3 separate regions of the Homo sapiens genome follow, and all the other regions are linked to region 2. A link is an interaction called in ENCODE POLR2A ChIA-PET data of the cell type or tissue named here. Cell type or tissue: GM12878. All regions are shown on one strand. Each heading gives the region's core, and the rest is flanking DNA. Links, peaks and the distances in the headings are about the cores only.

Evidence for each region. Peaks named below come from ENCODE experiments on the same cell type or tissue, not always from the same donor. Only the 100,000 strongest peaks of a DNase experiment are listed, where the experiment ranks them.
Region 1: POLR2A ChIA-PET joins it to region 2 with 5 read pairs; 2 of 35 experiments call an interaction of 5 or more read pairs at or near these places.
Region 3: POLR2A ChIA-PET joins it to region 2 with 6 read pairs; 2 of 35 experiments call an interaction of 5 or more read pairs at or near these places.

Annotation. Positions count from the first base shown.
Region 1 is chr2:8,510,531-8,518,450 of GRCh38, reverse strand. No RefSeq gene overlaps it. Among named protein-coding and RNA genes, the nearest start is that of LINC01814, 69 kb to the left of the region's middle. RefSeq lists enhancers at 2,994-3,043, 3,244-3,353. In GM12878, for the core only: a CTCF peak has its summit at 2,215; DNase peaks (open chromatin) are centred at 2,250, 2,910 and 3,470; H3K4me3 peaks cover 2,077 bases; H3K27ac peaks cover 2,924 bases.
Region 2 is chr2:8,417,712-8,425,631 of GRCh38, reverse strand. No RefSeq gene overlaps it. Among named protein-coding and RNA genes, the nearest start is that of LINC00299, 93 kb to the right of the region's middle. In GM12878, for the core only: a CTCF peak has its summit at 3,656; a DNase peak (open chromatin) is centred at 3,711; H3K27ac peaks cover 403 bases.
Region 3 is chr2:8,004,556-8,012,475 of GRCh38, reverse strand. LINC00299 (long intergenic non-protein coding RNA 299) reads left to right here. Exons shown (of 9, transcript NR_034135.1): 9 at 3,717-4,705. Among named protein-coding and RNA genes, the nearest start is that of LINC00298, 32 kb to the right of the region's middle. In GM12878, for the core only: no CTCF peak of the experiment used is centred there; no DNase peak of the experiment used is centred there.

The DNA.
Region 1 (7,920 bases), core at 1,538-5,537, 93 kb before region 2:
GGAAGGGCTTTAGAGGCTATCCTGGCAAGGAGCGCTAACGACCTCCCACCCATTGCCAGGGACCTCAGTGACCTGTCCATTGTCACACAGCTAGCAGCCGCCGCATTCTGAGCCTCCAGGTTCCGAGCTTGTGAACCAGCTCTCGTTCGCTCAGAGGCCTCAAGGGCGGGATGCCTGGCAGCTCCCTTCCTACCATGGGCCAGAGGCGGAGAAACAGGTGCTGACTGGAGCTGGGAAATGACTCCTCCCTCGGCCCGGATGGAGTGCTTCCCACTCCCGCACCCCACTGGAATCCCACCCCCCTCCCTGAGACCCAGGAAGTTGCTGGAAGAAAGGAGGAGAGGACAGGATGTCCAGGCAGGTGCAGGGATGTCAGGGGATGCCCCTGGAGTGTTGCAATAGCCTCCTGGGAGTACTTTCTAAAAGCATGGCTGAGCCAGGCCGGCATGGGCTTGTGGGAGTAGGTGATTCCGGGTCTCCTGCCTCCAGGGCCTGTCATGAGGACTCCACAGAAAGTGACTCCACAACAGTGGGACTCAATGAGCACCTTTGGGAACTTATCCCCACCTCACCTTTAACATTAAAAAAAAAAATCACATCAAAACAGAGTGGCAAACTGGTAAAAAGTACAGATACTGGAGCCCCACTGCCTGCACCCAGGCTGCAGGAATTTCTAGCAGTGTGATACTCAGGACACTAGGCAACTTGCTTCTCTCCCCCACCTCAGTTTCCCCATCTGTAAGATGCTGATGATGGCGGCTGACAGTGCCCATCTTGTAAGGTTGCCACGAGGATCAAATAATTTTATATATATATATATATATATATATTTTTTTTTTTAGACCGAGTCTTGCTCTGTCACCCAGGCTGGAGTACTGGGGCATGATCTCAGCTCACTGCAACCTCCACTTCCCAGGTTCAGGTGATCCTCCTGCCTCAGCTCCCCCAAATAGCTGGGATTACAGGCATGTGCCACCACACACAGCTAATTTTTGTATTTTTGTAGAGATGGGGTTTCACCCTGTTGCCCAGGCTGGTCTCGAACTCCTGAGCTCAAGTGATCCACCTGCCTCGGCCTCCCAAGTGCTAGGATTATAGGACTGAGCTACCGCGCCTTGCGATTATAGATACTCTTAATCACACATGCTGGGAACAGTCCCTAGCAGGTGTGGAAATCAATAAATATAAGCTACTAGAGTATTATCTGTATTAAAGTGGGTGGTCTCTGAATACGGGTGCTCCTTCAAGCCTTTTGCGGGGTGGCTTGTTTGGAGGGAGGCTTTACTTGCCGTTCTGCCTCCCAGCCAAGCTGCTCCGTGTTGGACCTGTGCAGGCAACGAGGGGCTGAAATGGTGCTTAATGGCAGCATGGCGTGTCCTTTACTCCAGGCTGTACGCGGGCAGCTCCGAGATCTCCATTTCTGAGCCTCTTGCTCCACTGTAGACTTGGGAACTACTGCTTCTGCTCCCCCAGGTGCATCACCGTCTACGGGAGGAGGATGCTGAGGGGCAGTAGGACTTGGACCTGCCTTGGTGTGACTGGCCTTGGAATTCCAGATGTGCCACTTCCAAGCTCTGTGACACAGAGCAGGTTACTTCACCTCTCTGAGCCTTGGTCGTTATTGTTGATTGCTCAATGAGCATTTATTGAGCACCTCCTTTGTGTGGAGTTCTATTTTAGGTGTGAGAATTAATAGATTCACATAGCCACTAGTCACTGTTACTTAGACATGGCTCTGGGCCTGAGAGAACGTGAAATCTATTAGGGAAAAGATCACTAAATTGATGATGGTCAAGCGTGCACAAGAGTGGGAAAAGGTCCTGGAAGGCTCTCCAAAGGACGGGCTGCATTTCAGGGAGAGATGGGAAGCAGCCTGCGGGATCGGGGTACCCTGGAAGGGTGTGTGAGGGGTGGAGGGTGAAGGTGAGGAGGCAGGTGGCACAGCTGTAAAAATGACACAGTGTGAATGCGTGGGGCTCAGGGCAGGCACGCCAGCTCCCAAAGTGTAGGGCCATGCACTATGTTATGTGGTTTAAGCAGATAACTCATTTCATCCTCATAAATCCTCTGAACTAGTCACAGTATTTGTAACTCAATGTTACAAATTACAAGTAATGATAAACCACAGCCTGCCCGAAGGTCACAGAGCCAGGACATGCAGCATGGGCAGTAGGTGGGCTCCACTCTGAGCCCTAGGCTTCACCACAAGGCTCTGCTGCCTCCTACTGTGTCTTCCTTTCTTCCTGCCATGTTGGAGGAACTCAACTGGGAACCACTAGCCGCAGTCCTGAATGGGCCCTTTCTTCCCATGAGGACACCTGGCTGGAGGTTGGGGCCCAGAGGAAGTGGAGCGACAGCAGGTGTAGAATGGTTTCTGTTTGCTTCTCAGTTCTGAAGTGTTTCCTCTGATAACATTCACAGACAGCAGCTCTGCTGGACAGTTACTGCCCACCTGGAGGGCTTGAGGTGCTCTGTGTGGGGAGGTGGAGGAGGGGAAGGGGAGGAGGAGGAGGAGGGGAAAGGGAGGAGCAGGAGGAAGAGGAGGGGGAGAAGGAGGAAGACCTTGAGGAGGAGGAAGATAGGGAAGAGGAAGGGAGGAAGGAGAGGGAGGAGGGGGAGGAGGGGGAGGAGGGTGGATAAAGAGGAGCAGGAGGCAGCCATGCCCAGTGCCTGAGCAGGACCTGAGTGTGCTGTTCCTGAAGGTATTAGGAACCTCGAGCTTTCTACACCCCAGCTTCCTTTGGGTTGAGGTGTTCCTGAGACATTCACAGTGTCAAGGGCAGCCCTCCTTCGTGACGCAGGGGACGAGATACCATCGGAACAGGAGTATATTTAGAAGACAGGAAACCAGCCCTCCAGCTTGCCCTTGATTTTACAGCCAGCGTTTTAGCCTTGTGAGCACCCCCGGAATTGACTGAGGCTGCAGGGCACTGTGAGAGGCCCTGCAGCCACCCATGTGGCCTCTTCCCCTTTTCTCCTCTCTGCCTCTTGGCCTCTCTGCTGTCTCTCTTTCTGTTTCTATGCTGTGCTGGCTTTGCTGGGGTTGTCCCAAAGTGATGGGGGAGAAATGACATTTTACTTGGAACTGAGTCATTTTGCTGGATTTTTTCAGCTGCGTTCCTGATTAGTAAACCTGTTTCAAGAATGGGAAAATGCACGGGGCTATTTTTAAGTGTTCTCAGCACCAGTGTCCCTAATTCCTAGAACAGACATCAATTGCTTTTCTAGTCTCAAATGCAGATAAACATGCGGCAGCGACATGACCTTTAGCAAAGTAGACTTGCCTACCAACAGTTTGCTCATCTGTAAAATGGGGCTCACACACCCTACCTCATGGGCAGAGGAAGAAATGAGACAATGAGCACCTGACCCCCCACACAGTGCATATTGCCTATGGGTGTTTAATGTGCTGAAGGTTCCTCTGGTGGTTTTTTTCTGGATGAAACTGTGCCAAGACCAGCCCCAGGGGAACTGGTGAATCCCCTGGTGTGCTAAATACAGGTGTGTTTCTTAGTTTAAAATCCGCCTTTGGTCGGCTACTGGAGGAATCATACTGAAACTTGTACTTAAATCATCAGCTGGGAGAAAAGTTGGTAACTCCTGCTCAGTAAATAAACATTTGCCAAGCCCTCCCGTGCTAGCTCTGCACAGACAGATGGAGAGGGAAAGGGAGGTCACACAGCTCTGCCTGAGAGCCTCCATGAAGGGAAGGAGGTGAGCACAGAAATGAGGACCAGGCAGTGAGAATTGTGGGATGGGGATGGGGTGCCTGGCTCTACTAGGGGAGTTTGGAAATGGCTTATCTGCAGGTCTCATTATCCATGGTTGAAAGCTAGAGGACACTCCAAAATGCAGCAGTAGTGGAAAGACTGGGGCACCATACGCTGTGAGGAATACGTGACCTTCCAAGAATGAAACACATTTATGTGGCTAATTTAAATGACAGCCGTGATCAATTTAGTGTCTGTTGAGTGCTAGACATCGTGCCCAGTGGTTTGCATGTACCTCCTCATGGGATCTTCACAGCAGCTCTGTGGGGCTGGTACTGTCCTCATCTCCAGATTACAGATGGGGCCAAGATACTTGCTCAAGGTTGGACAGTTAAGAGACAGCAGAGTGGGGTTTGAATGAGATCTGTGTGACTTGAAGTTGGCTCTGCCTGTGCTGGCACCTGGCTTCCCTGCTCAGAGGATGGGCTCACCCTTCTCCCCTGGCCCATGCCAGCAGTGAGGGAGGCATCCTAGGTTCCCTGGTCTCTCTTGCTACCATGTCCAAGCAATGTTGAGTCCGAGCTATCCCGCCTCCCTCAGCGCCATCCTAATTCTGCTTCTCATCCCCTCCCCGCTGCCCCACATGGGTCCCGCCTCACCCTCTGTCTCCTGGCCTCCTGCAGGAGCAACCTAGGTGGTCTCCTTCTGGCTGTTCCTCCTCAAACCCATGCCTTCGTGGCTGTCAGTGAGCCCTATAAAATGCAGTGGCACGTCCCTCTCCAGGGTACCCACCTTCAGGACCTCCCTACTCCCACACTCTTGGGACATGTCTGTCTCCACCTCAGCATCCCCAGTGGGCCCTGCCTGCCCCTCCAGCCTCCTCTGGAAGGATCCCGGCCCCCTGCTTCGTGCCCAGGACCGTGAAGCTGTTCAGGGTCTTGCTCAGGCCAGGCCAGCTCCCCTCTTCATGCTGTCCCCACCTCCAGCTCCTTCCTTTCCCTTTGCCTGGTGGCTCCTGCTGTGAGACTCAGCCCTGGCACATTTCTTCCAAGAAGCCCTTCCAGACGCTCTCCTCCCAAACTTCCCGTGAAACTCTATGGGTATCCCGGTTCCACTGGGTCTTTCTCATGACACGGGAGTCTCTTTCCATCTTTTTTCATCTCTGTGCCCTCGCACATCTCACACTTGACACCTGACATTGGAATGCACAAACAAGACAGATTCACATCAAATCTGGATTCGACAGCTGACCAGCCAGGCTTTGTCCCTCATTCTTTCTTTTTTCTTTCTGAGGCAGAGTCTCACTCTGTCGCCCAGGCTGGAGTGCAGTGGTGCAATCTCGGCTCAATGCAACTTCCATCTCTGGAGTTAAATGATTCTCCTGCCTCAACCTCCCGAGTAGCTGGGATTTCAGGCATGTGCCACTACACCTGGCCATTTTTTGTATTTTTAGTAGAGACAGGGTTTCACCATGTTGGCCAGGCTGGTCTCCAACTCCTGACCTCAGGTGATCTGACCACCTCGGCCTCCCAGAGTGCTGGGATTACAGGCATGAGCCACCATGCCCGGCTTGTCCCCCATTCTATTTGTGCCTTGGTTTTCACCACGGGGAATGGGAACAGCAATGCCTGCCTCCTGGTGTGGTTGTGAGTCACTGAGAAGATGATGTGAGTAGTGTCTGCAGTGCCTGGTGCTGTGCTGGACTCCTTGAATGGGGTCTGTATTGTCAGGGGCACAGCAGCAGCAGGGCAAGGGCAGGGAGGGTGGAGGCTCGGCACTTTCAGAAAACCTACCTCAACCATGCATACTCGGGCCGGCAGTGTCTTTGCCTCTTGGCTTTGTAATGTTGACAGTGACACAAACCACATTGCTGTGTTGTGGACTGAATGTGCATCTCTCCTTGTACCCCTTAATCCCTATGTTGAACCCTAACACTCAGTGTGGTTGTGTTTGGAGATGAGACCCGTAAGGGAGGAACTGAGCTTAGATGAAGCCATAGGGTGGGGCCCTGATCCAATAGGATTCACATTCTTGTAAGAAGAGACACCAGAAAGCTCCCTCTCCCTCCATGCATGCACACCAAGGAAAGGCCCTGCCAGAACTGCAGGAAGGCAGCTGCCTGCAAGCCAGGAGGAGCACCCTCACTAGAAATGGAATCAGCCAGAACCTTGATCTTGGACCTCCAGCCTCCAGAACTGTGAGAAAATAAACCTCTTGCTTCAGCCACCCAGTCTGTGGTATTTTGTGATGGCAGCCCCATAGACCAATACATGCAGATAAGCAGCTGGGACACAACTATCACTTTTTACACCTGGGGAGCTGTGACTTCAGTGTTGGGTGCAGATCTCTCTAAGTACCATGTGGCTTGGAGTTACCATGGACAACTCTGTGTGAGTCCTTCCTGACTGTGACTCACCAAGGCAGAGAGTGGTGATTCTGCTGTGGTCATTTCTAATTGCTCCCAATTGGCTATCCTGAGATAGACAAACTAAAAATAATTCCTCTGTGGGTGAAGGCTGCTGAAGGGACAAGAATGCTGCCCTATTGCTGGTCATCACACTCTCATGAGTGGGACTCTCCTGGGATATACCTGAAGAACAAGGCTTTCTCACTACCTTTGGTAACCATCTTCAGTATTTCTGCCAAGTGGTAAGAAGCCACAGGGGCCTGTTGCTTCTGTAGCAGCTACTTCTGGTGTGGAAAGCCTCAGAGCCCAGCATGTCTCCCACCCCAACTGTGGCCACCCGCTTCTCAGACTGAGACCAGGAGACACCAAGAGTGAACACTTCATTCCTGCTGCAGCCACCAGAGACTTCTGGGGGCATCTTTTGAGCAAAGGGGGCAGATTAGGTGCAGACATCCAGGCAAGAGGGGTGCTTTGGAAGTTCACACTCATACCTGTGAGTGCAGCCTTTGAGACTGGCCTGGCAGAGAAGGGGCCCAGGGGAAAAGGAGGTGGGGGAACCAACTGAGCTAGAACACCGACTAGGTGCTGGTCACCCTGGCTAGAGGCTTTTTGGACTTTAGCTCATTGGTTCCACACAAACCCCATTCTTGTGAGGGATGTGTGCTCATTATACAGAGGGGGAAGTGAAGGTTTAGGGAGTTCTTTAACCATATGTATTTCAGGGCCATGATTGCAGCCTGAAAGAGCTGGCAGGGACCTTAGATGTCTTCTGGTCTTGCCCACCTGTCTGACAGAAGGGGAGGCCAGCCTAAAGTCAGAGGTCACGGCAGAGGTGGGAACAGGATCTGGCTGTGCCTGTGGGTCACTCCTTTTTCTAGCAAATTCCATGTCATTTCTTCAGCTTTGATATGAGACAAGCTAACACTGGGTGAAGGCTATAGGAATTAGTTTCCTTGATCAGGCAGGAAGGAGCTAGCAATCCATTCTGGAAAAAGAAACTCTGACACCTGGCATGGTCTGTAGCCCAGGGGTTCTCATACTGGGCCCTGGAGCAGAGCAGGACAGCCCAGGCCAGCCACTCTCTGCATGGAGTTCAGTGCCTGCAGTTCCTGGGCAGTGCCTGCTTGTTCCTGGAAGCCCCAGTGTGGGTTCTGTCTCCCCACAGCTGCAGGGGGCAGGGATGCCCAGACTTGCCCTTTTAGCTCCCCTCCCTTTTTCACCCTGGAAGAAGTCCATTCACCACATCCCTGCCTTGAGACAGGTAGGCACCCACTGGGCCTGCTTGGCTCACCTGTGAGCTACTGGATGGCTGGGAAGACCAATCCTAGTCCTACGGGGGTTTCTGTCTTCCAAAGAACCACATTGAGTTTTCATGGTTTTGATTTAGAAGCTGAAATGAGATTTCAGGGCTGGTTTGGTTTGGGTTCCCCTGGGAGCAGACATGGAGACAAGGATTTTAGTGGGGGTTTTGGTTTGGGAGGCAACCCCAGGTGGAAACACTGGTGTGAAGTGAGGCAGGGAAGGAGTGTGTGCTTCTGAGGCTGCTGTGACAAAGCCGCCAGCTGGATGGCTTCCAACAGGGGAATGTTCTGGCCTATGGTCCTGGAGGGGAGCTGTCAGCAGGGCCTCCTGACAGAGAGCTGTCAGCAGGGCCTCGTCCTCTGAAGGCTCTGGGGAAGGCTGTGTTCTGTCCCCTCTCCTGGCTTCTGGTGCCCTCAGGCATTCCTTGGCTTATAGAAGCCTCCCTCCCATCTTTCATGTCCACATGACATCTCCCTACACTGCCTTCCCTCTGTGTGTTTG
Region 2 (7,920 bases), core at 1,300-5,299:
GCCCACACCCAGTTACCCTCATACTCCTTTTCCATCCTGTCTCCTTCCTCCTAAGGGTCAACGGAGAATAAAAGGGGTGGTAGAAGCTCTCCAGAATCTCCTCTTCCTGGCAGTGTCATTTACAATGAATTGTGTGAAATGATTTACTGGGTGAACTATTTTAGGACACCGTCCTTTGATGTAGGATGCCCTAATCACACCCTCAGGGCGCTAAGTGCCTCTCACTCTCAAGTGGTGTGATTATATCTCATGCCATTCACAACCCTCCAGGGTTTTATTTTATTTTATTTTCATACTGGTATGAAGAAATCAATTATTCAAGGCAATTGCTTTGATCCTAACGAGCTTCAGGTTTGTGGTGGAAAACCTTAGCTGTGCAGTTCTCTGTGGGCTCCGCCCCTCCCAGCGTGGATGCAGCCCTTCCTGGGCCACCACGGCCACTGCGCTGTTGTGTGCAGCAGTGTCGAGGCTCCCTTGTGAACGCAGAGCCTTCTGCGGGCTGCAGTGTAATTCCCACAGGCGGCCCATTCGTGTGAGAAGGTTGCTGTGGCCTCAGCTAAGTGGACACTCGAACTCATCTGCACCTCCTTGGAAAGGCCGGGCAGATGGACTTGCTCCCAGCCTTTGAAAGCCATTCTCATGGAGTGCTTCCTACCATAACACTCACACTGGTGGGGAGGAAGGAAGTGGAGGGTCACTTGGGATCTGTATAAATTAACATTTATGTCATATTAATGAGGTGCTAATTGCTCTTGCAGTCTTTTTAATGCAAATTAATCCAGTCCTGTTTGCATTGTCTTGTTCCCAGCCTAATACCTTCTAGCTTCTCTATTGTCGTCAAAGTAATTATCATTGCTCCCATGAACAAGGAACATGTTTTGCATCTGCTCCTATGACACACTAGTGTCTTTTAGAGTGGAAAGATTGTGTCAACGTTGTTAGGGTCATTGAAAAATTACAGACTCTCCCAAAGAGAGGGATGTTTGCAAGGGACGTGGCAGTTCACATCATGTAGCGTGTGCGTGGATGCTGTTAGCCCATGAGAAGCTGTGAACGTACTAATTCCACCATAGGTTCTCTTCCTTGTTCAGTTTCCTGTCGCCTCTCTGTGCTGACTAAATGATGAGCTGTGCCCATGCCACATGGGGCCAAACTGGAGCCTGAGGCAAGAGGAAGCACATGCACCCCCATATGTACTTGTTAGAATGTCCTCCCATATTCTGAACCAAGCAGAAAACGTGAATAGAACCTCTGGAATCAAAACCCATGACTAGATATGAAGCCCAATGTTGTTCTGTCCGCACATGACTTGGTTTGGATGTTTGTCCCTGCTCAAATCTCATGTTGAGAGGTAATCCCCAGTGTTGGAGGCCGGCCTGGCGGGAGGTGTTTGGGTCGTGGGGGAGGATCCCTCAGGGCTTGGGGCTGTCCTCCTGATAGCGAGTGAGTTCTCATGAGATCTGGCTGTTTACGTGTGTGGCACTTCCACCCCAGCCCTTGCTCCTGCTTTTGTCATGTAAGGGCCTGCTCCCCCTTCTTCTTCCGCCACAAGTAAAAGCTCCCCGAGGCCTCCCTGCAGCCGAGCAGATGCCAGCACCATGCTTGTACAGCCTGCAGAACCGGGAGCCAATCAAACCTCTTTTCTTTATAAATTAACCAGTCCTGGGTATTTCTTCACAGCAATGCAAAAACAGCCTAATACAGCATGCCACTGTCAGCCCTCATGAAGCAGTCTCATGGGGACATGGAGGCCATGGGGCCCAGAAACCACAGCTGATTGGAAACAGACAAGCATACAAGCACCTTGTCTTTATTTAAAATGTTGATATTTTGTTCATCATGGATTTTTTGCATTAATTTTTATTTTTAAAAGTATTGCATTAACCATCCCCTCTTTTGGTTCCCCCTCCCCACCATGAGTTCAAAAATACAACTAGATAGAAAGAGTAAGATCTAGTGTTTACTAGCACAATAGGGAGACTATAGTAACTGATAATTTATGGTATATTTCAAAAACTCAAAAATAACTCAGATATTGTATATTTCAAAAAAAGAATATTTCAATAAAAACTAAAAAGAAACTAAAATTCCAATTTCAAAAATTGGAATGTTCCTAACACAAAGAAATGATAAGTGCTTGAGGGATGGATACCACAATTGCCCTGATTAGATCATCACACATCGTATGCTTCTATTAATAGTAAAATATCACACGTACTCTGTAAATATGTACAACTATTATGTATCCATAATAGTTAAGAAAACAAATGTGGCATGAAAATATTATTTATCTTGATGATGGAGATTTTTGGCTCTCCTTAAATTGTATCTCGGTTGGCTGACCCTCATTCTGGGTATCCCTGAGCCGTTTAATGGGGGACTGTGGATTTCACAGCCAGGATGCTAGCCTTGGTGTAGACAGCACTGTTAAAAGAACTTGGGAGTCTGGGTCTGACCTGGATTTCCCACCTTCCTATGCATTTGGGAAAAGTCCCAGCATTTTCATTATCTTCAACATTGAGGGGCATGACTAGGTAGCTGGTGGCAAGATGTTTATAGGAGTAGCTATTTCAGATCTTCTTAGATATAGGTGGGGTATTACATAGAACACAAATAATTCTTCAGATAAAACTTGAGGAATTGGCATCCAAGCACTGTTCAGGATGGATTGTGGACTTTGGATTCAGAAAATCTATGGGGTTTATGTGGCTCTTCCACATTTTAGGTGCATGATCTTAGATAAGTTTTTGAAAATCTTTGAGTCTCAGTTTTCTTATCAGTAAATGAAAATAATGGCTATTTATAGGGTGGTTATAAGGATTCAATAAAACAATCTGTGTAAAGTATCTGGCATGCATTAGACCCTCTATAAATGTTTCATATCCCATTTCATCTGAAAAGAAAACTTTGTTTTTCAGAAATAAATTCTCAAGTTAGTGCCCTAACCAATGGTCCTTTGGTCTTTCATTTGTTCGGTCACATGATTAGTGGATTCCAGTTGCTGAAGGTCACTGTTTCCCCAAGCTGAGAAGCCAAGGATACCAACATGATCTCTTGCTACCGTGGGAACTCAAGCCCAGGAGAAATCTCACTCAGTTATTCCTGGAAGGACCCAGGGGCTCCCATATGGACGGTGGCAGTTCCTCTTCTCTTCCTACGTGGCATCCTCTTTGCCCCCCCCTTCCTACTCAAGCTCCTTCGGGAGACCCATGTACACCACAAAGGTGCTTTCAGGGCTTCACCTACATCTCTGTGGGGCTGTCCCAAAGCCCCAGGACCACCTCCCACTGCTGCACAGGGAGGGTCACAGCCATGAGGCGGCACCAATGTGAAGCCGTCCACCATGTGTCCAAGCTACGCTGTACTTTTTGCAGATGGTGGGCACTGCTTTCTCAGTTTGGGACTGGGCACGAAAGCAGTGCTGCTGACTCCAAGCTCATCCCTTCTTGCTGTGTTCCCCTTGGGGCAGGCTGACTGTTCCGACCTCCATTTCCAATCCCCTTTGCCTTGGCTGCCTCCCAGCTGGGGGTGGCCATGTGGGTACAGCTGGCTAAAGAGATATAAGAAAGCACAGTTTGCTTAGAGTTCCTGAAAACTTCTGCTTCAGGGTTTGTTTCCTCTCTTCTTATGAAAGAGAGGCAGATGTGATAGGTGGCGCAGTTCCCACTACTGGAGACCTTGAAGGAGGGGCCAAGATGGTCTCAGAGACCTCAGCTTTGGCCACTAAGCTAAAAAATAAGTCCCTTATTTGTTTAAGCCACTGTGGTTAGGTTGTTCTGTCACTTTCAGCCCCAAGCCTTCCTCGTGGGTGCACCACCCCCTCCTGTGATCCCGGGGACCCTCAGGAAACTGCGGAGGGTGAAGATATGCCGAGGCCACTCTGTACTGGGGATGCTCATTCCCTTGTGAACCCACTGCACTGTGACTTGAAGAACCTTGTGTTCCTGGCCTTCCAGAACCTTAGGAGGAGTCTCCCAGGAGGCTTTCTGTTTCTGGTGCAAATGGAGTTCTAGAGAGTCCACCCCACGGTTCAGCCAGACCTGCCCAGACGTCTCAATCGGGATTGAAAGTTTTGCCTGGGCTCCCATGGGGCCTCCTGCTTCTGGAAATGCATTATGAAGCTCTTGACTGAGAACGGGGATGGTTTCTGCAGATAAACACCTGAAAAGGAAAGCAAGGTGGGCTTCCTCCACACCATCATCAAGATGCTAAAATATGGCCATTTTTCTAAGAATTTAAAAAAAAATTTACCCCATCCCTTTAAGGTGTGTGACGCAATGACATAATGACATGCGATAACTTGTGTAAAATTGAGGGAAAGGGCATTGCAGATATGACAGAAGTTCACGAGCTGTGATTTTCAAGGGAGGTGCCTTCCAAATGAATTAGGCACAGTGGAGAATGTTCACATTTTCTCTGCTTTCCCACGGGGCCAAGGTGCTGCTATGCAGGTGTGAGGCCGGGTCCTAAGACTGCTCCTTCCGTACCCCTCCCTCTTCGGCTCCCTGGCACTGCCTGGTCCTGGGGTCCCTCTGGACCCTCTCTTCCTCCTTCTAGCAGGGTCCTTCTCATCAACAGTCATGGACAACTGACCTGATCGCTAAAGCCCACAGCAGCAAGAATTATAGCTGGTATATATTCAGCTTCCCAAAGATCCTGTAAGTTTTAACTCCAAGGAGTGAATAGAATTTCAGGGACCAGAATAGACTTGGTTTGGGATGGGGAGGCTGACGGGCACTGGTGATTGGTGGAAGAATGACATTTCTCATCAGAAGGTAAAATGCATAGCCCTCTTCCAAAATCCTGGTTATATATAAGGGTGGCATATGTTTATCTAGAATAGCTTCTGAAGAATCTGCTTTTTAAAAAGCTTCAGACAAAAACAGTCATCTGTAGGTTGTGGCAACTGTGGGTATGCTAATTTTATAATGAGCCAGAAATTGATTGATGGGAGGCCAAACAATGATGGGGTAGAAAGAAGACACTTGGCTCCGAGACAGAGCTGGCCACTCCTGTGAGTGACCTGGGTGGCTGAGGGTATGGGAAGCAGGCAGCACAAACACAGAGGTCAGCGGGTGCTCCAGCCATCAAGGACTGGAGTGAGGCTCAGCAGGGCAGGAGGTCTTGGAAGTCACTCTGCTGCGCCTTCTAGGGTCAGACTTGATGGATTCTTGGATTGGGTGATGGAGAAATAGGAGCCTCTTGAGTGGAGGCAGCAGCCCCAATAACTCAGGCACAAGATGAGCTCTGCTCTGTCCTCCAGAGAGCTCCAAGGGGAACGCTCACTGATCTGGGAGAAGAGGCCAAGCAAGAAGAATCTCATGCATGGATTTCCCAGTTTCATTTGTATCCCTGTAGTTTGCCTACCGTGAGTCATGTGTTACTGAAACGCTACATCAAGGATCAGTGCTTGCATCCTGGGTAGAGAGGTCTTTTCACTTTGGTGTTTCCAGGGGAAACCTGGGGTGCCTATGATGGCCACTCAATAATGTTTGCTGATTGACTGGAAAAACATATTGGTGAGCCGAAGCGAGACAGAGTGCTGGAGTCTAAGAGAGGAGGAGCTGTGTTCCTTGTTGGTGGTGCTGGAGGGACTGGCCTCTGGTTTGGGAACTATCCTGCTGCAGGAGTCTCTTCTGTCCCAGGGTAGATTCAATCCTCCTGTAACAAACTGGTGAGAGACAGACATTTCACTTTCTGGGCTGGGCTTTTGCCTCTGTGGCTGCCACCCCAACAGACAATCACAGCAGTGGAAGAGGGATGATTTGGGAACATTTTTCTCAGGGTTTTTGATGAATTGGTCTTAGATGGGAACACTTGGGCCCCATGCCAAGTGTAGTTTGTTTTTTTGTTTTTTGAGACAGAGTCTCACTCTGTCGCCCAGGCTGGAGTGCAGTGGTGCCATCTTCACTCACTGGAACCTCGGCCTCTTGGGTTCAAGCGATTCTCCTGCCTCAGCCTCCTGAGTAGCTGGGATTACGGGTGCCCACCACCATGCCTGTCTAATTTTTGTGTTTTTAGTAGAGACGGGGTTTCATCATGTTGGCCAGGCTGTTGTGGAACTCCTGACCCCAGATGATCTGCCCACCTCAGCCTCACAAAGTGCTGAGATTATAAGCATGAGCCACTGTGCCCAGCCTAAGTATGGTTTTGAATACACTTGAATTTTTACTTTATCTACTTTTTAAAATGGACCCCACTTGGCTGGGCGCGGTAGCTCACTCCTGTAATTCCAGCACTTTGGGAGGCCTAGGTGGGTGGATCACAAGGTCAGGAGTTCGAGACGAGCCTGGCCAACATGATGAAACCCCATCTCTACTAAAAATACAAAAATTAGCCGGGTGTGGTGGTATGCACCTGTAGTCCCAGCTACTTGGGAGGCTGAGGCAGAAGAATTGTTTGAATGCGGGAGGCAGAGGTTGCAGTGAGCCAAGATCACGTCACTGCACTCCAGCCTGGGCAACAGGGTGAGACTCCATCTCAAAATATATATAAAAAAGGATCCCACTTGTAGAGCTCATTTGCAAGTTTAAATTATCCCCCTCTCCTAACACACACACTGTACGGCATCTATCACAGCACTGATGGGCTTTGTTTACTGCAATGCCCTTGTTTCACTGCTGCTTCCCCTCTGCTAAGACAAGAACATCTTTTTGCCACCCGTACCTTTTGCGGCATCTGGCACATAGTCAACACTCATAAGCATTTTGCTGAAAATGCCTTTAATGCTCAAGATTCCTTTAGAGTATATCTTTCACATATGGTATGAAGTAGATGTTTGAAACATTACCCAGTTATTTCAAACCAAAAAATTAAACTTGACTTTAACAGTCTCTGTATGTTAGGGAAAATTTTATTTTTTACCTGATGCATAACCACCCTCTGCCTCCATTTTGCCCCAGTAAACAACTTATTGGTCTTGCCAGATACGGTGTAGTCTGTAGTGAAGGGTTGTGTGAAGTACTCCCAAAGTAAGACGCACATCTGTTTATAATTCAGTAGTTCACTTTGGTTGATCTCTCTCTGTCTCTTTCTCCTTCTCTCTCCATCTCTCTCCTTCCCTCTCTGTGTCTTGGCCTCTCTCTGTCTCTCTCCATGTCTGAATCTGACTCTGTCTTCCTATTTCTCTTTCTTTCTCTGTCTGTCTTTTTCTGTCTCCTCCAACTCTCTCTTTCTCTCTGTCTCTGTCTCTCTATGTTGACAGCTTCCATGCATGTGACATTACCTATGTGAGGTGGCAACTCTCTGCTGGACTATTTCCCAAGCTTCTGGCTGCTTTGGCTTGCAGATGTTCTCATAAGAAGCAAGATGTATAGAGGTTTAAAAGATTATCCCAGGAAGCCTGGTATGGAAAGGAAAAAGAGAAGTCCATATGTTTGTTTAGCAATATCTTATAATAATTAAAATGTTTTGAAAATGACAGCAAGTTGGGTTAGCTTGAGAATTTAACAACATTAAATCAATTAGCACTTAGTGACTACCTTCTCTGATGGGTGAAAAGATAAATCAGAATGGTATCTGTTCCCAAGAAGTGGATAATTGATTAGAGGGGTAAGACATATTTAGATATAGATACATAAGAGATAATAGACAGATAGATGACAGACAGATAAAGTCTACATTTATTGAGTGTTTATAGTGTGCCAGGCTCTGGGGCCTTCATTATATAATCTCAATTAATCTTTGCAACCACCTCGTGGGGTTGATATTATTATTATTATCCATTTACATCTGAGTAACTGAGGCACAGAAGGGTGGCCCATCTGTCAAAGCTTATGTGACCATTAAGCAGGAAGGCAGAATTCAGAGCTGGCTTTGATGATGTGAAGACAGTGGTTTTTCCCATGTGCCACATCGGCACCTCGTCTTCGCCGCTTCCCTGCTTGCAGCAGGCCCAGCTCTCTGGTTAGTCTAGGATGT
Region 3 (7,920 bases), core at 1,538-5,537, 410 kb after region 2:
AGACCAGGCCTGGCACCTGCTGCTCTAAGTCAGGTTCCTCAGGCAGCAGATACAGATAGAAATCTGAGTCAGGGAGTTGATGGCAGCGTGCCTCTATGGAGGAGTGAAATGAGGACAATTGAACAAATGAAAGAGTTTAAGTGAAATGTAGTTAATGCAAAAGCCTCACAGATCCCACAGGGAGTTCTGAACTCAGTGTTGTTCTATCTGGAGGCCAGGAGGCCAGACCTTTCCGCTCTTTGCACAGGATGGAGGCTGTCCCTGTGGAAAGGGAAAGGGTCTCCTGCAGAGGCAGCTGTGTTGCATTGCAGGCAATTGGGATAATTCCTGGAGAATAAGTTAGCCCTGAGCTGTCAGTGTTGGTGGAGCTCCTCTGGGGAGGACAATGGAGCGACTGCCCGAAACGTAGTGCTTGTCACTGGCTTTCTTAGTTTGAGGGGCTTGGGCTGCTTGAGGGCAGGTTCAGAAGAGTTATTATGGACTAATTTGTTTTTAAACTGGTAACGACATTTGATCTGCATGGACCAGGAGGTTCCACATTCCAGAGATTCTGCTAGAGAGATGTACACCAAACAGGTTGAGACTTTAAATAAGAAAGAGTCTCTCTGTTCTCCCTCATATACTCATTATTCTTGTGAATGATCAGGATGAAAAAAGCGGGCATTGAATTTCCATTGAAGAGAAACCAAGCTCATATCCAAGAATATCATCCAAGTATATTCTTACAGGGAATGTGAAAAATCAGAGAAGCTCCCCAAAGAAATTCTGAGTCTTGAGTTCTGAAAAATGCGGCCAGGGCGGTGGAGGGTGGGCAAATGTGCCAAGCTGTTCTTCTGTGTCTCAAGGGCGGTGATTTCATGAAACGTTGTTTCAGGTTTGCTTATTTATAAATCAGCAAGATTGTGGAAGGCAGAAAAGATGACTAACATGACACTGTGGACTGAATTGTGTCCCTCCAAATTCATATGCTGAAGCCCAAATCCCCAACATGACAGTTTTTAGAGATAGATCCTGTAATGAGATCACAAAGGTGGGACTTTAATACCACTAGTGTCCTTATGAGAAGGGGAAGGAACAGGGATGCAGGTGCACAGAGACAAAGCCATGCAAGAACACAGCCAGAAGGTACCATATCTAAGCCAGGGAGAAAAGACTGAGGAATCCAACCTTGTGGACACCTTGATCTCAGCCTTCCAGCCTCCAGAGCTGTGAGAAAATAACATCTCTTGTTGACATCCCCAGTCCATGGCACTTTGTTATGGAGCCCTTGGCTGACTAAGGCGCTTGGCAGCTTGTAAGTCGTTCCAGGCACACCAGTGTGCCCCAGGACAGTGGTTAGAAAGCCCTCCAATACAGAAATGTGGAAATATAGCTTAGGAGCACATGCATATGTAGGAAAAGTTGAGGAAACAAATAAGAAAAGATACAAAGAAAACCATGGAAATGATAAAAATCCAGTTCAAGCCAGTGGTTACCTCTGGGAGCTTATCCCTGGGGAAGGTAGAAGAGAGAGGTGGGGGAAGAATTGGTTGAAAGTGGGCTTCGACTCTGTTGGCAATATTTTGTTTCTTCAGCTGGTTTTAGGTGCATTGTTATTGTTTATATTTTTCTTTATTTCTTTATATCATTTTGTATGCATTTTCTCATTCATATAATATTAGAAAAAAGAATAGTAAAATATTTCCAAGAGACTGATTAATAAATATTTACTCAACCTGCTTTTCATGGTACTGATAGAATAGACAGAAAGAAGTAATCCAACACATGCTTGGCTTTATTTTTCAATGAAACTGTGTTGCCATTCACCAAGCCATCCTTTCTGGTCTGGTTCTGGACCCAACTTATAATTGGATTTTTGCTTTTGCAAGGTGAACGGAGTTATGGCTGCAGCGCTTGCATATTTATGGATCATACCTCCACAGTGTGATGTCTTTAGTTAAAAGATGCCCATTTAACATGAAGGTTTGATTTCTGCCATGAGGCCAGCCATCACTAAGACTTGCTGCAGATTCCATTCGGTTGTGCTTGCAGAAGTTTTTATGCCCCATGATGTTCAAAATAATGTGAATTGCTATGGTCTGAATAAAAGAGGCTCAGCAAGATCCCACACCCCTTCTACCATATGAGATCACATCAAGAAAGTACCATCTAAGGATCCGAAAGCAGGCCCTCACTAGACACTGAATCTCAAAGCACCTTGATTTTGGGCTTCCCAGCCTTTAGAAGTATAGGAAATAAATTTCTGTGATTTATCAGCCACTCAGTCTGTGCTATTTTGCATAGCAGCTCAAATGGTCTAAGGCACTAATTATACCTGACATTTGTTATTTACTTCACCAGTATCAAAGTGCTCCCAAAGACCTTAATATAATAATAACTCACTAGACCCTACTATTATGAGACGGAGACTATTCCATCCACTGAAGTTCTCCTGAAGGCAGGGCAGGCTATGTGGGCTGCCTGCTGGCCTGGGAAAAGCCCCAGCCTGGGGAATTGTACATCACTCCCTAGAAGACTCGACTGCAGGAAGACTTAGAGGAAAGGGGTGCAATTTACCAAATAGCAGAGACTATATGATATAGGATGTGATGCTTCCAAACAGCACCCACACCTTTAGTAAAATTGTGAGGCTGAAATGCCAAAGGGCGTTGGATTAAAAGATGCAGCTGAATAGAATGAATGAGCACAGAACTGGGGGCAGAGGCATTGAGGTGGGAGGACTTGCAGAAATTATGGAAATGGCGTGAAGCTCCCATTCCAGATTCTAACCCGATTTCACAAGCGGAGAAAGTCCCATCCAACATCTGATTCCACAAACAACAGAGACGGGAGATAAATATGGCAGGTGCTGGGACTGTCCCATTGCAGGGGTGCAGAAGCAGAAACCAGAGCCCACGGAGGCGAAGGAACAGATGGTGCCAGCAAGTGGCAATGCCAGAGGTTAAGACTAAGGCTTCTCCCTCCACATCGTTTCTCTTCATGAGCCCAAGCTGCCCCCAAACCCCAGGGACCAAGCATGGCCTGTGAGGGTTCTCCTCCAGGGTGCAGGTACCATTCTGTCACCAGCAAGGAAAGCTGATAGGAAGGAGGTGAGAGCCGTAGATCAGGAGGACGTTTCGGTGGAATCACAGGGTATAAGCGGATGGTGCTACAAGGTAGGTTTCCGCTCCCATTTTCTGGGTGTCAGTGACATTTCCTAAGGCTTTACATTATCTCTGACAATCAGTCCTAATGACAGCCTTTGCGATGGGTGGCCTGGCCGGCCTGACTCAGCTCCAGCCCTGTGCTGAGGCAGCAGGAAGTGATCTCATCAACTCTGTGGGAAGTTCCTACATTATACTGGAGAGAACAGAATCCAAATAAATTAGATAGAAAAGAAAGCCCTCATCAGCAAGAATGGGAGTTTGAAACATGAGAAATAACTACGGTAGGATGTTGGGGGCATTTTAAGTGGGAAATATTATTAACTTTGATTTAGGAGCAGATAACTTGGTGTAAAACAAAATAAAAACAGGCAGTCAGTTCAAAGTCTCTTTTATTTAGCTCCACTTGCTATGTGTATTACTCAAAACTTATAAAATAATATAATTTTCTCTCAAATAACATTTAAAAACTCTTTGATTAAGGAAGGTGTAAATGCTCCTTAATGAAATAGGTAACTACCAGGCCTGGATTTGATTTTGTTTTTTTTTTTTTTTTTTTGGTCTTCTCTTTAGCTTCCTGTCTCCAAGGGGATTTTTTCCCACAGAAATATATTGCTGATTGGATGTTGCCTCTCTAATTTTGGAGACCATATGTTCTAGGTATTCCGGGAAAAATCTGCATTTCAAATCCTGGATCCATTGTTCCCAAAAGCCATGTAAGAATCCCAACAGAGATAGGTCCCTCTCATGGATATGTCCTATGTCCCAGGGATACCGCTCAAAGCATTTTGTGGCTGAAGACATTTAATCTTTCATAGAAACTCCTGAAGAAGATGTTATTGCTATTATAATCATATGTATTTGGAAATGAAGACTTTGAAAGGTTCTAACTTATTCAACATTTCTCAACCAGCATGTGGCAAAGTTCTGAAAGTCTGTTATTCTAACCAACATCCTACCTTGAGGAGCAATGATGTTCACCTGTCTGGTTGCCACAACTCACGTCCTTCTGTGGGCAGCAGAGTTCCAAGACGTTCCCCAAGATCTCATTTTCTGGAGGTGCATGTCTCCCGTGACCCCCTCTTTGGATTGCCCGCAGAGCCCGTGAAGATGGTGTTATCACTCCTGTGATTACTTTACTGATCAGGTGACTTTGAGTCAATCAAAAGGTAGATTATCCAGGTGTGCCTGATTTGATCAGGTGGTCCCTTAAGGAGGCTTAAAATGACCCTTTCTGAAGTAGAGTAATTGGAAAAGTAAGAGGGTCTATGGGTGGGGTCACCTGGCAAGGAACTGAACTCAGCCTCCATGAGCTCTGGCCACCAGCTGACCTTTAGCAAGAAAGCAAATCTTTCTTTGGTCAGTCTCCACAACAGGACGAAGCTGGCTGAGCCCTTGCCTTTGGCCCTGTGAGATGCTGACCCGAGTATCCAGCGAACACGTGCCAGAGTCCTGACCCATGGAAACTGAGATGATGAGTCTGTGTTGCTTTAAGCCACTGTGTCTACAGTAATTGGTTAGACAGCAATAGAAAACTAATAAACCTCCCTCTTTTTCATTTACCATCTTTCTTTCCTTCTGTCCACAAATATTTATTGATCATTTATTCATCTATTAGAACATGTGCTAGGAACAGTAGCTACAACGGCCAGCAAAGCCAGATAAGTTCTCTGCCCTCACGTAGTTTATAATATCATGAGGGAGACAGACATAAATCAAATAACATGGATACATGAAAAGCTGCAACTTAGATGACTGAGGAGACCCCCATAGCACCATGACAGCTTGGTCTAGCCAGAGAGCATAGGAAACATGTTCCTCGTTGCATTAGCAATTAAGCAAGAGCTGACAGATGAGCAGTAATTGCCAAGGCCAAATTGAAGGGAAGGACAATGCAGGCAGAGGGAACAGCATGAACAAAATCTCTGTGGAGGCAAAATCATACAAGTGCAAGGGACAAAAAGAAGGTCCTCTGACTGCAGCTTGGCCACTGGGACAGGAGATGAGGCTGGGCTGGTGCATACAAAGCCTAAAAGCCATATGAAGTGCGTTTCCTTTGTAGGAAGAACAATGATGTCTTAGTCAGTTTGGGCTGCTATAATGAATTACCATAGATTGGGTGGCTTGAATGACAGACATTGATTTCTCACAGCTTTGGAGGCTGGGAAGGCTAAGATCAAAGTCCTGACAGATTCAATGTGTGGTGGGTCTGCTTCCTGGTTTGAAGATGGCCTTCTTTTCCTTGTATCCTCACATGGTAGAGGCAGTAAAGAGAAAGGAAGCAAGCTCTCTCCTGTCTCTCCTTATGGGGGCACACATCCACCACGAGGTCCCCAACCTCAGAACCCATCGCCTCTCAATGCCCCCACCTTCTAATACCATCCCATTAGAGCTTAGGGTTTTGACATATGAATTTGTGGAGGACACACACACATGCCATCCATAACAAATAGAAAGCCAATTACAGGAGAATGTCAAGCAAAAGGAATGCAGAAAGGCAGGAAATGGGCAGAACAGTGTAAAGTAAGTAGTATAGACCCCAGGAGAACAGTGAGCCTCTACCTGAGTGATGGCACAGGGAAGGAGAAAGGCGGGTCAGGGGGCAGAGAGGAGGCAGGGTGTGTGGTTTGGAAACTGATTAGATGAGTGGAGCAAGAGAGAAGGGTAGCCAGCTTTGGCTTTGCTGTCCTTAGAGAATTCAGAGGAGGAGGAGGAGGGGGAGCAGAGGGAGGAGGAAAAGAAGGATGGAGGAGAAGAGAGAGGAGGGCAAGGGGAAGCCAGGGGAGGAGGAGAGGAAGGAGTGAGGGTCATTGGAAGGAAGGGGCAAAGCCTGGTTTGTCCCTCCTGGGGTGAAGGGTGGAACTGTCACACATATCTACAGCCAAAGGCACAATCAGGAACATTTACTACATAGCAGAGGTGGCTGAAATGATGACAGTGAATGGAATCTTGGATGATGTGAAAGCAGAGAAAAAAGGCCAAGGACAGAACCATCTGGACAGCCTCCATATCTTTCTCACCTCTTTGGGTGACTCAAATTTTCTGTTTCAAAAATAAAGGAAAAGTGGGTAGCATGTACTTCCTTTCATTAAGTATCCAATCAATAAAAAAATTGAATAATAAATAATAAAAATTATATGTATAGACTATAAAATAAAATTTAAATAGTTTGAATTTTAGAGACTCTGATGTGATATAATAAGAAATGAGGCTGTATTATAATGACCTTGAGATAAGAGAAGGACTCAGATACATTATTACAGATTTAAATTGGGTGCTTTTATGAAGTTTAAGTCAATGATGTAGCCAGCTGTGGTCAGAGGACCTATGATTGTACTGAATCTATGATATACTATTGAGTTTGTTTGTTTTTAGCTGAGATTCAATGTATTGTTAATTTTTCCTTCAAGCAAATCCGGCAGATATAGTTTTATTTTTCATCTGAAAATGAATGGAAAGATTTTGTACTTTATGGACTCATCAAATTATATGAGAAAATTTACATTTAGAAATACAGGGTGTGTTGGCTTATACCTGTAATCCCAGTGTTTTGGGAGGCTGAGACAGGAGGATCACTTGAGGCCAGGAGTTGAAGACCAGCCTGGGCAACATAGCGAGACCTCGTCTCCACACACACGCACACGCACACACAATAGATAAAAATAAAGGCCGGGCGCGGTGGCTCACGCCTGTAATCCCAGCACTTTGGGAGGCCGAGGTGGGTGGATCATGAGGTCAGGAGATCGAGACCATCCTGGCTAACAAGGTGAAACCCCGTCTCTACTAAAAATACAAAAAATTAGCCGGGCGCGGTGGCGGGCGCCTGTAGTCCCAGCTACTCGGGAGGCTGAGGCAGGAGAATGGCGTGAACCCGGGAGGCGGAGCTTGCAGTGAGCCGAGATCGCGCCACTGCAGTCCGCAGTCCGGCCTGGGCGACAGAGCGAGACTCCGTCTCAAAAAAAAAAAAATAAAATAAAATAAATAAATAAATAAATAAATAAAGTTTTAAGAGACACAGTGGCTCACATTTGCAGTCCCAGCTACTGGGGAGGCTGAGCTGGGAGGACTGTTTGAGCCCAGGAGTTGGAGGCTGCAGTGAACTACGATTGTACCACTGCACTCCTGGGAAACAGAGCAATAAGCAACAACCTGTCTCAAATAAAAGAAAAAAAAGAAAAAAGAAAGAAAGAAAAGAAAAGAATGCATTTTTATCCAGAAGATGGCGTGGTCAGTATCACTGGAGCCTGTCATTCTACCCAGATCCTTTCCCCAGCATATGTTAGATTTCCATTTGGATTCAGGCAGAATGAGTTCAAATCCCAGCTCTGTACGGACCATCTCTGTGACTCTGTGGAAATTGTTTATTCTATAATATACTTAACTTCTCGGGCTGCTTGTGAAAATTACAGGGGATAAAGTAAGTGAAGTGTCTGGAAAGTGGTGGTTAATTGGTCAGTAGTAATTGCCTTCCCTGGTTGTCAGGGGTCACCCTTTTTTTTAATCTAAAGGGGATGATCTAGACTCCAGTTCTGGGTCTATTTTCCCCCCAAATAAAATCCTATCCTCTCAAGAAGTAAAGTAAGAGAACAGTGAAAGTGTCGATGTCTATAATATTACCTAAATGTCTCCTGGGATACTGTGAATGGAGTGAGGGAGTTCATAAAAAATTCTAGCATTTCATTCATTTTCAGCTGCTGTCTCTGATATATGGAAGGCTGTAATTTCACAAGGAAGTGAAACCTTACCTCCTACCAGGTGTCAGTATATTTTAAGCAAA